Regions from separate parts of the Homo sapiens genome. Here region 2 is linked to region 1. A link is an interaction called in ENCODE POLR2A ChIA-PET data of the cell type or tissue named here. Cell type or tissue: PC-3. All regions are shown on one strand. Links, peaks and the distances in the headings refer to the core of each region. The heading gives the core; the rest is flanking DNA. Region 1 overlaps ERN1 (endoplasmic reticulum to nucleus signaling 1). Region 2 overlaps DDX42 (DEAD-box helicase 42).

Region 1 (5,378 bases), core at 94-5,093:
ATTACAGTTGTGAGCCACTGCACCTGGCCTGTAATTTGCTAATGCTATACCTCTAAAGTTCTAACAGATGTTGCATACATGCCTGCTCCACATGTGTGCAACTTACCCATGGATCGCAACTCTGTTCTCACTGACAAAATCATAATATGAATATGATCTGAAGGTAGAGGAGAACAGAGCTAGGACCACGAACCTTTTCCATCTAGCATGACATAGCTGGTTACTTCAAGAACCACTAGAGTTTACATAACTCAGTTATTACTTTAATGGGTAGATTGGGCAACTACCATGCTCTTAAATATGTTTAATGAACTCGCCTAAGAGGCCACAGCACAAAGATGATAAGAAGACAATATCCTAAGCAGACTATAAGTGATGAATTGCTGGCAAAAGCTGGAAGACCAGATAGGACACAGTGACATGGATGGTCAGAAGATTATCAGATGTTCCCAGGTCACGGCCCACAGAGAGAAAAATCTGTGCCGATCGTTTCCTCCAAATTCCTAGGCTGGGAGTTCCTCATTCTGAAGGTGTGGAAGGAAGCAAGAGTCTCAGTGTCCTGAGCAAAACCTTAAAAGTCTGGCCTGCACTTGAGACCCAGAAATACACATAAAGCTCCTCGAGGCATGAATAGGCAATAAGCACTTTCAGTTCCTCAAAAAGAAAGCTGCTGTATAAATACGGGCTATTATTGCTACTATGATTTCAAGATAAATACAGCTCTCCTTTGTGTTGCAAATGCTTTTTTATTGACATTTTGGCAGCAACATAGTAAAAGAAAAGCAGGTGATCTGATGCTTTGAAAGCTGTGACCCCATAGGTATGAAGGCAGTTTATCTAGGCAAGCTATTAAGTGCTGTTCTATCAAACATTCTGATAGCAGGAAATACTAAGAAAGCGCTATAATTAACAGGCAGAGCCTGGCTTTCCTTCCTTGGCTTAGATGATTGTACTCACTTTAAATTTCATCCATTTGCCACTGGGTATGTTGCAATCTTGGAATCTCAGGACTAAGTCAACACAGCAACTAAAAGCTTGTTAAATGAGTAACCATATTAATGATGTCAATTCTTCTCCCAAGTTGGGGGAGCCCTTTCTTAATTGGTCAGCTGATCCTGGGGAGAACAGCACCTGAAGCACAACCCAGGAAAGAAAGGGTTGGCAAGGCGGTGACTGCGCCCTCTCTCTCCGCATGCCACTTTCCCAGATTCCGGGACTTACATCAAAGAGACACAAGTTTCTGGAGACAGGAACTCTTACCCATGTAGAGGATTCCATCTGAACTTCGGCATGGGGATGCCTGCACCAATTCTGGGATGGTAAAAGGAAGTTTCTTTAAAAAAAAAAAAAAAGAAAAAAAAAAGTTAACCAAGTCTTGTGCAATTATTACAATTTTACCAGGCAGTTTGTTTCTATTACCTAATTCTGCTAAAAAGAGAGAAGCACTTTGCAGATGAGAGTTTTCCTAACTGAATACAAAGGAGAAGGGGGCACCCTATGCTTCCACATCTACTGTGTTTTTATTTTCATTTTTTTGAGACAGGGTCTCATTCTGTCGCCCAGGCTGGAGTGCAGTGGCACCATCTTGGCTCACTGCAACCTCTGCCTCCTGGGTTCAAGTGATTCTCTCACCTCAGCCTCCCAAGTAGCTGGGATTACAGGCATGTTGCCACTACACCCAGCTAATTTTCCACATCTATTTTGACAAGCTCCCAGGTCCCTGAGCTCTGTAAACATCCACTCCTTTACTTGACACCATGTGCAGAGGCCCCTCAAGGTCTCCTGTCCAGGGTGCTTCCCAGGGGTGACACAAACCTTTTCTGAAAAGATTTACACAAATATGGAGAGTTATATATTCTTTGAAATGCTAAGAAAGAATTGTCCTGGCTTGGAATACAGAGCCAGAGCTGGCTAGACTGAGTAAAATGACAGTGCTTTGTAGAGCCCCATGGGAGGGAGCCAGGACATTGATGCTGAAGGGATGCAACCTTGGTGCCAAGCTCAAGCTTCGAGGGAAAGGAGAAGTCGCCATTACAGGGGCAACACAAGAGTTTGAGGTGGAAAAGAGTTTTGATGTTTTCTTCAGTAAATAATTCACTATTGAAAAACAAGAAAAATTGAGACTTTTGGTTTTAAAGAGGAAGTTAAGATAGGTGCCAGGAAAAGAAACTCAAAGGAATCCAAATGTTTCAACTGCATTTCATCATAAAACTGATTCTTCTGAGTCTACAGCTGACATCTGACGAGCTCTTTTGGTTAATGCTTGTTTCAGTATACTTTATTTTTAGAACATTCTGTGTTTTTGAAATTGTTCTATAGATACCTGCTTTTATAGAAATGCCTCTACTGCATGGTCACCTTTTTCTCCAAGAAAGAAAAGATTTCTCTCTAGCTTTAATAAGCAGAGCTTTGCATACTAAATAACTTGGATTTTCCCATCATCCCAACATTCAAACCAAGCCTCAGAGGAGGAAAAATGCTTCAGAGAGGCTGCAATGACTGGGTTTTGCCATGTGTTTCTGAGAATCAGAAAGGCACTGCAGATCTTCTAGTCTTCTGGAGTCCTGTGGTCTCTGCTGAGCACTGCCACTGGTGCCCTGATTCAAGGCCCAAGCTTGGGAAACATTGTTTCTGGAGCTGCTAAACCACAACCCAGAAAGGAGCACAAGGGAGTGATGAAGGGCATCCTCTTTTTTTTTTTTTTTGAGACGGAGTCTCACTCTCACCCAGGCTGAAGTGCAGTGGCGTGATCTCGGCTCACTGCAAGCTCCGCCTCCCGGGTTGATGCCATTCTCCTGCCTCAGCCTCCCAAGTAGCTGGGACTACAGGCGCCCGCCACTGCGCCTGGCTAATTTTTTGTATTTTTTAGTAGAGACGGGGTTTCACCGTGTTAGCCAGGATGGTCTCGATCTCCTGACCTTGTGATCCGCCCGCCTCGGCCTCCCAAAGTGCTGGGATTACAGGCCCGGCTGGGCATCCTCTTTAAGAACCAACTCCAACACTAGAAGACTCAGCCCTGGACATATTCCTTCACTTCTCCAGGCTGTTTCCACACCTCTAAAACGGGGATATCACCCACAGGGCTGCTGAGAGATTCCAATGAGATAACTTATACAACTCACTCACCCCAGTTTCTGGCAAACAAATTGCTTAAGAAATGGGGACTACAGAGCTGTGGAGAGAAACCAACGGAGAGCAGTGTTGAAGGTGAAATACACACAGCTCTATACAAACTTGCCCTCCTCCCCTCTGTTTTGGTCACAGGCATTCACAAAATAATTTTAAAACACCCAAGTTAAAGTCCACAATCCACTTACAGCCTAGATCAGTGGTTCTCATCCTTGGTTGCCCATGAGAATTACTTGGAAGCTTTAAAAACTTCCTACTGATGCATAATACGCAAACAGAAAAGCACTCATCATCACACAGCTCAGTCAAGTTTCACAAAGTGAACATACCCACGTAACCGGCATCCAGGTGAAGAAACAGAAGCCCCCCTCCTCTCTTGCCCCCCTTTCTAGCCATAACTCTCCAGGGGTAACTATTATCCTAACTTCAAAACAGCAGAGACTCGTTTTTCCTGTTTTTGGCTTTACATAAGTGAATGGCAGCGTGTGGCCTTTTTTGTCTGTCATGTTTTGCTCAACATCACGCTTGTGAGTCATCCGCGGCGTGTGTCGTCATAGACTGTTGGTCCTCATCACCGTGCATGCCGCTTCCAGAGTTTATTTTTCCACTCCACTGTGGATGTTATTTGGCCACCCTCTGCTTATTATAAATGGTGCTGCTGTACATTTGGGCACATGTCCATTGGTGAACAAAAGTGCATTTCTTCTTTTTTTTTTTTTTGAGATGGAGTCTCGCTCTGTTGCCCAGGCTGGAGTGTAGTGGCGTGATCTCAGCTCACTGCAAGCTCCACCTCCCGGGTTCACGCCATTTTCCTGCCTCAGCCTCCCAAGTAGCTGGGACTATAGGCGCCCGCCACCGCACCTGGCTAATTTTTTGTATTTTTAGTAGAGACGGGGTTTCACCATGGTCTCGATCTCCTGACCTCGTGATCCGCCCACCTTGGCCTCCCAAAGTGCTGGGATTACAGGCATGAGCCACCGCACCCAGCCACAAATGTGCATTTCTGTTGGGTCTGTAACCTAGGAGGGCATTACTGGGTCCTAAGGACTTTAGCACTTACTGCCAACAGTTTTCCAAATCACTTGTGCCACCCTGCACTTCCGCCAGCAGTAGGTGAGAGTCCTGGTTGCTCCACATCACCAACATGTTTTCTTTTTCTACTTTCCTTGTTTTGGCCATTCTGGTGAGTAGCAGTATGGCACTGTGGCTTTAATTTGCATTTCCAAATGACTAATAAAATGGAACATCTTTTCATATGTTTATGACCATTTGGATATTCTCTTCTGTTATTCTTCCATTGGGCTGTCTTTTTTTAACGTACCATAGGATTTCTTCATATATTCTGAATATGAACTTTTGTTGGATGTGTATACTACAAATACTTTGTGGCCTCTTAATGAGGAAAAGTTCTTAATTTTAATATAATCAATATATTGATTTTTTCCTAAATTTATAGTGTTCTTTAATATCCTACTTAATAAATCTCTACTTACTCTAAGATCATGAAGATGGTTCCATTACTTTTTTTCTTAAAGCTTTATTATTTTGCATTTCACATTTAGATGTGTGATCTATCTGGAACTGATTTTATATGTGTTGTAGGGGGGTAGGAGTCAATACTTTTATTCCTATATGGATATCCCAATTGACCTACACCACTTATTGCAAAAACACTGTAAGCTGGGTGGTGGTGGCTCACGTCTGTAATCCCAGCACTTTGGGAGGCTGAGGTGGGTGGATCGCTTGAGCCCAGAAGTTGGAGACCAGCCTAGGCAATATGATGAAACCCCATTTCTACCAAAAATACAAAAAATTAGCTGGGCGTGGAGATGTACACCTGTGGTCCCAGCTACTCAGGAGGCTGAGGTGGGAGGCTGGCTTGAGCCTGTGAGACGGAGGTTGTAGTGAGCCAAGATTGTGCCACTGCATTCCAACCTGGGTGACAAAGTGAGACCCTGTCTCAAAAGAAAAGAGAAAAGACAAGACAGGACACTGCAGTGTCACCTTTGTCACATATCAGATGACCATATGTGTGGGCCTGTTTCTAAATTCTCTTATCTGGGGAGCTTTTAAAAAGTCCTGATGACTTAGATCAATTAAATCGGGACCTTCTGGGATTGGGCCCTATGTTCTAGGTCCTAATGCTGTTTTTTCGAATTCCAGGTTATTACAATGTATAATTAAGGCTGAAAACCACTGGTTTAGATTCTCAAATGGAAATGAGGGTAGAATATCACATGACTCCCTTA
Region 2 (5,378 bases), core at 220-5,219, 300 kb before region 1:
TGCTGTGAGAGCTTGATAATAAAGTTTTTTTTTTTTTTAAGACAGCATCTCGCTCTGTTATCCAGGCTGGAGTGCAGTGGCACGATCTCGGCTCACTGCAGCCTCCGTGTCCTGGGTTCAAGAGATTCTCCTGCCTCAGCCTCCTAAGTAGCTGGAACTATGGGTGCGCGCCATCACGCCTGGCTAATTTTTGTATTTTTAGTAGAGATGGGGTTTCACCATGTTGGCCAGGATGGTCTTGATCTCCTGACCTTGTGATCCGTCCACCTCGGCCTCCCAATAATCAGAAATTTTTTTTTAGGAAATAATTGCAATAGTGGAGGTGGAGATGGAAAGGCGGGTATACGTGAGGGATGTCCCTCATAGTACTGGGCACATAACAAAATCATCAGTGGTTATTGGTCAGTATAAAACAATGGATGTTATTACTAAGAACCACTTAGGGTTGTTCTTTTTTAAACAAATACTCATTAAACTTTGTTTATGGCTCTATTCAGCTAATTCTTTTCAAATTAGGTATTTCAAAAGGGTTCTTTTTTAAATTTTTATTTTTTGGCACCCCAGCAGGAAATGAAGAAATCTTTTTTAAGAGAAAAAATACAAAAATGCAGTTGAATTTCCCCAAGTGTGTTTTTTTTGTTTGTTTTGGTTTTGTTTTTTTGAGACGCAGTCTCACTCTGTCACCCAGGCTGGAGTGCATTGGCATGATCTCGGCCCACTGCAACCTCCGACTCCTGGGTTCAGGCCATCCTCCCACCTCAACCTCCCGAGTAGCTGGGGCTACAGGTGCACACCACCACACCTGGGTAATTTTTGTATTTTTTGTAGAAATCAGGTCTTTCATTGTTGTCCAGGCTGACCTCTAACTCCTGAGCTCGAGCCATCCTCCTGCCTTGGCTTCCCAAAGTGCTGGGACTGCAGTTGTGAGCCACTGTGCCCACCTCATTTTGTTTTCTTCTTTTGGTACTATCACCACAATCTAGCCACAGGACACTTTTCATCTTGTAAAACTGAAATTCTGTACCCATTAAACAATAACACCCTATTCTCCCCTCCTCGCAGCCCCTGGCAACCACTCTTCTACTCTGTGTCTCTGAGTTTGACTATTCTAGGTATCTCTTTTTTTTTTCTTTTTGTTTTCTTTGTAGAGATGGGGTCTCGCTGTGTTGCCCAGGCTGGTCTCAAACTCCTGGCCTCAAGCCATCCTCCTGCTTCCCAGAGTACTGGGAATATAGGCGTAAGCCACTGCATCTGCCTCTTTTATTTTTTTAGTAACCAAATAGAAATTTGGGTGGCTATCTTTTGCTTCTTCTGTCAGCTATACTCCCACAAATCTCTGTGATTGTCAAGGTTCAGTAACCATATACACTACATGGTTTAATAGTAGGAAAAACTGCCGGGCACGGTGGCTCACGCCTGTAATCCCAGCACTTTGGGAGGCCAAGGCAGGCAGATCACCGGCGGTCGGGAGTTTGAGACCAGCCTGACCAACATGGAGAAACCCCATCTCTCCTAAAAATACAAAATTAGCCAGGCGTGGTGGCACATGCCTGTAATTCCAGCTACTTGGGAGGCTGAGGCAGGAGAATCACTTCAACCTGGGAGGCGGAGGTTGTGGTGAGCTGAGATTGCGCCATTGCACTCCAGCCTGGGCAACAAGAGCGAAACTGTCTCAAAAAAACAAAAAAAAAAAAAAGTAGGAAAAACTGTTGTCAAGAGACTTAAGTAATGATCCATTGAGGATGATCTGGCTTAGATTTAATCAGGAAGGGTGGTTAGCTAGATAACAAGGTTTGTAGTAATAAAATAGAGTTTTCATAAATACTGGGATGAATTTTGGAGAGCCTGAATACATTACATTTATTCATACAGCAAAATTTTTTGAGTACTATGCAGACACCAAGGATATAGTGCTGGACAAATTGAGTCAAGTCTATGCCCTCATAGAGCTAACATTCTACTCAGGGTATATAGAAAGCACAGTTCCTTGGCCTTCCTAGAGTCAGTAATTGAGGGACAATGAGCTGTGTGTTCTAGATGAGCTAGGGAAAGGATCGCTTTTCCAACTTGCTAAGTCTTGAGAGCCAGTAAGCAACCCTCACCTGCCCAAGGTCTCACTGCCTGCCTGTTTGTGGCAGGAGTTGATTTGCTGCTTTTGTAATATGAACCTTTTGATTATTTAATAGGGCTGATTCATAGTCATGTTTGTTCTTTTCACTCCTTCCCTCTAGCTTTGGGGGAAGAGTGAGTTACTCCTGTTGTTAAAAGTTTTGATTGTGTCTGGTCTTCTCTGGAAATCCTATGACTTTTTTCTGTCATTTTGCATCTTCAGTTTTTCAGACTTTACTGGTTTTTCCCCTTTAGCATATAAACATGCCTATGTTTCTTTAAAAAATAAAATTTCTGTAGGTAATGCTTCACTTTCTCCTTCCTATCATTGATAAACAGCCTACAAAGTACTCTTGACTCCTCTTGACCTAGTCTTCATCTTCTACTACTTACTTGCCAGGTACTCCTCAACCCTGTCCCTACTGCTCCATTGAAACTGCTTTCACTGATGACTCCTGGTTGCCTATACAACAGAAGAATTTTAGTTCTTTTTGTTTTGTTTTTTTGAGACAGAGTCTCGCACTCTCGCCCAGGCTGGAGTGTAGTAGCCGGATCTTGGCTCACCGCAAGCTCTACCTCCCAGGTTCATGCCTTTCTCCTGCCTCAGCCTCCTGAGTAGCCGGAACTACAGGTGCCCGCCACCACGTCCGGCTAATTTTTTGTATTTTTAGTAGAGATGGGGTTTCACCGTGTTAGCCAGGATGGTCTTGATCTCCTGACCTTGTGATCCGCCTGCCTTGGCCTCCCAAAGTGCTGGGATTACAGGCGTGAGCCACCGTGCCTGGCACATTTTAGTTCTTAACTTACCTAACTTCTCTTTAGTTTTCTGCCTATAGAGCTTCTTTCTCCTCACCCGTGTTCCTCCTTGTCTCCCCTTCCTTCTTTCCCCCTCTTCTTTCTTTCCCTTCCCCAATCCCTGTTCCATCTGAAGTTTCCATGTAAGCTTCTCTTTTTCTGCCCATTCCTAAATAGTGATATATGTTAAGAATTGTCTTACTGGGCCGGATGTGGTGGCTCACGCCTGTAATCCTAGCACTTTGGGAGGCCGAGGCAGGTGGATCACGAGGCCAGGAGATCGAGACCATCCTGGCTAACATGGTGAAACCCCGTCTCTACTAAAAATACAAAAAATTAGCCGGGCCTGGTGGCAGGTGCCTGTAGTCCCAGCTACTGGGGAGGCTGAGGCAGGAGAATGGTGTGAACCCGGGAGGCAGAGCTTGCAGTGAGCCGAGATTGTGCCACTGCACTCCAGCCTGGGCGACAGAGTGAGACTCCGTCTCAAAAAATAAAAATAAAAAAAGAATTGTCTTACCAGCTGGGCGCAGTGGATCACGAGGTCAGGAGTTTGAGACCAGCCTGGCCAACATGGTGAAACCTGTCTCTACTAAAAATACAAAAATTAGCTGGGCACGGTGGTGCGTGCTTGTAATCCCAGCTACTCGGGAGGCTGAGGCAGGAGAATTGCTTGAACTCAGGAGGCGGAGGTTGCAGTGAGCCAAGATCATGCCATTGCCCTCCAGCTCTGGGCGACAGAGCAAGACTCCGTCTTGGGGAGAAAAGAAAGAATTGTCTTACTTCTTTTCTCACTCTGCATGGTCTCTCTGCTAGCTTATTTACATCAGTAACCTCAAATGCAAATGGCTTACATCAAATCTATAGCTCACTCCGGACCCCTCTCTGCAGTTACTGCCCCTGCTTGGCATCTCTACTCAGCTCTCTCATAGATACTGAACTCACCTTTTGCCTAATTTTGCAAACCTGGCTCTTTTAGGTTTCCATCTCCATTAGTGGCTCCACAGTTCACCCAGTCTTTAAAGCCAGAAACTTCTGAAGTTATTCTAGACTCTTCTTCCTTAGCTTCCACACCAATTACTGGTCACACAATCCTAATTGATCTTTCCTCAGATATCTAAATAAATAACTCAGATCCATCCCCCGTTTCTCCTTTCCCACAGGTGCTTTCTTAGTTCAGAATTTTGTCGCTTTATACCTGCGTTGCTGCAACAGCCTTCTACTTTCCTTGCCTCTACCATGAGTATCTCTCATTCTGTCTTTCAAAAACACTGATCTGAAAATTTCCCTTCTGTGTAAAATTAACGATTCTTTGTAGCTGGCAGAATACAGTTTTGTATGGTACGTCGTTAGCATAGCCTTCTAAGCTGTTCATCTTGGCCCTACCTGTCTTTCTGAACATGTGTCCTGCAAATTTCCCAAATGTGCTACTGAACTCTAGCTGCACTGAACTATTTCTTGTTCTCTGTGGTAACACTTAACAGATCCTTCCATCTGAAATGCCCTTCTTTAATGCCTCTTTGATCTAATGCCTCTTGAGGTTTCAAAATTTAACATGTCATCTCTCAGAACACTTCTATGCCTTTGCTCCCACTCATGGACCACCAGTGAATGCACTCTGTATAGTACGTCTGTTAGAACGCATCATGTTGTTTTCAGCTGCCTCAGACTGCACTGTCTACTCCTTGAGAACAGGGACTGTATCTTTCATGTATGAATGCCTAGCACATCATATACCACCTGACCTTCTCAGCAAGCTTTCAGTAAACCATTGAAAGTTTTCCTGCTAGGAGATTGTGTGATTCTTAAAATCCACCTGAACGTAAATGTCTTTCCACTATCCTTTCTTTGCCTTCTCATCCTTATGGCTTATTAGCTCCTTGTTATACATTGTATACACTAGGAAAAATGAGATTAAAATTGAGCCCATCCTTTTTGTTGCTTGGGAACACCTCTTGTAAAGATAGCTTATAGATTAGTTTAAAAACGTCAGATGCTGAAATTTTCTTGCTTGTAAAGATTCTTACTAAATTTCATCACACTGGAATTACGTTGATTCCTTGATTGAAGGAATCCCCTTATGGGATTCCGAAAGACAGCAGGAGATGAAGTTCAGGTAAATTAGTACTTACTAAATACATACCTTAGTCATTCTCACTGTTAGAGAAGGAAGTCCAAAATGAGTAAAGACAGTTTCTATCTGGAGTTAAGGGTCTAAGTAGAGATTGATGTAGTGTAATTCAAGTTTAATACTAAGCAGCCTGGGTGCCGTGGCTCACACCTGTAATCCCAGCACTTCGGGAGGCCAAGGTGGTTGGATTGATTGAGGTCGGGAGTACAAGACCAGCCTGCCTAACATAACGAAACCCCATCTCTACTAAAAATACAAAAAATTAGCTGAGCCTGGTGGCACACGCCTGTAATCCCAGCTACTCGGGAGGCTGAGACAGGATAATCACTTGAACCATGGAGGCAGA

Evidence for each region. Peaks named below come from ENCODE experiments on the same cell type or tissue, not always from the same donor. Only the 100,000 strongest peaks of a DNase experiment are listed, where the experiment ranks them.
Region 2: POLR2A ChIA-PET joins it to region 1 with 5 read pairs; 1 of 35 experiments calls an interaction of 5 or more read pairs at or near these places.

Annotation. Positions count from the first base shown.
Region 1 is chr17:64,073,915-64,079,292 of GRCh38, forward strand. ERN1 (endoplasmic reticulum to nucleus signaling 1) reads right to left here. Exons shown (of 22, transcript NM_001433.5): 5 at 1,261-1,333. Among named protein-coding and RNA genes, the nearest start is that of ERN1, 54 kb to the right of the region's middle. RefSeq lists silencers at 492-551, 1,035-1,329 and an enhancer at 772-851. In PC-3, for the core only: no CTCF peak of the experiment used is centred there; a DNase peak (open chromatin) is centred at 1,007; H3K4me3 peaks cover 390 bases; H3K27ac peaks cover 1,964 bases.
Region 2 is chr17:63,778,621-63,783,998 of GRCh38, forward strand. The region is part of intron 1 of DDX42 (DEAD-box helicase 42); the gene reads left to right. Among named protein-coding and RNA genes, the nearest start is that of DDX42, 7.1 kb to the left of the region's middle. In PC-3, for the core only: no CTCF peak of the experiment used is centred there; a DNase peak (open chromatin) is centred at 2,131; H3K4me3 peaks cover 955 bases; H3K27ac peaks cover 1,811 bases.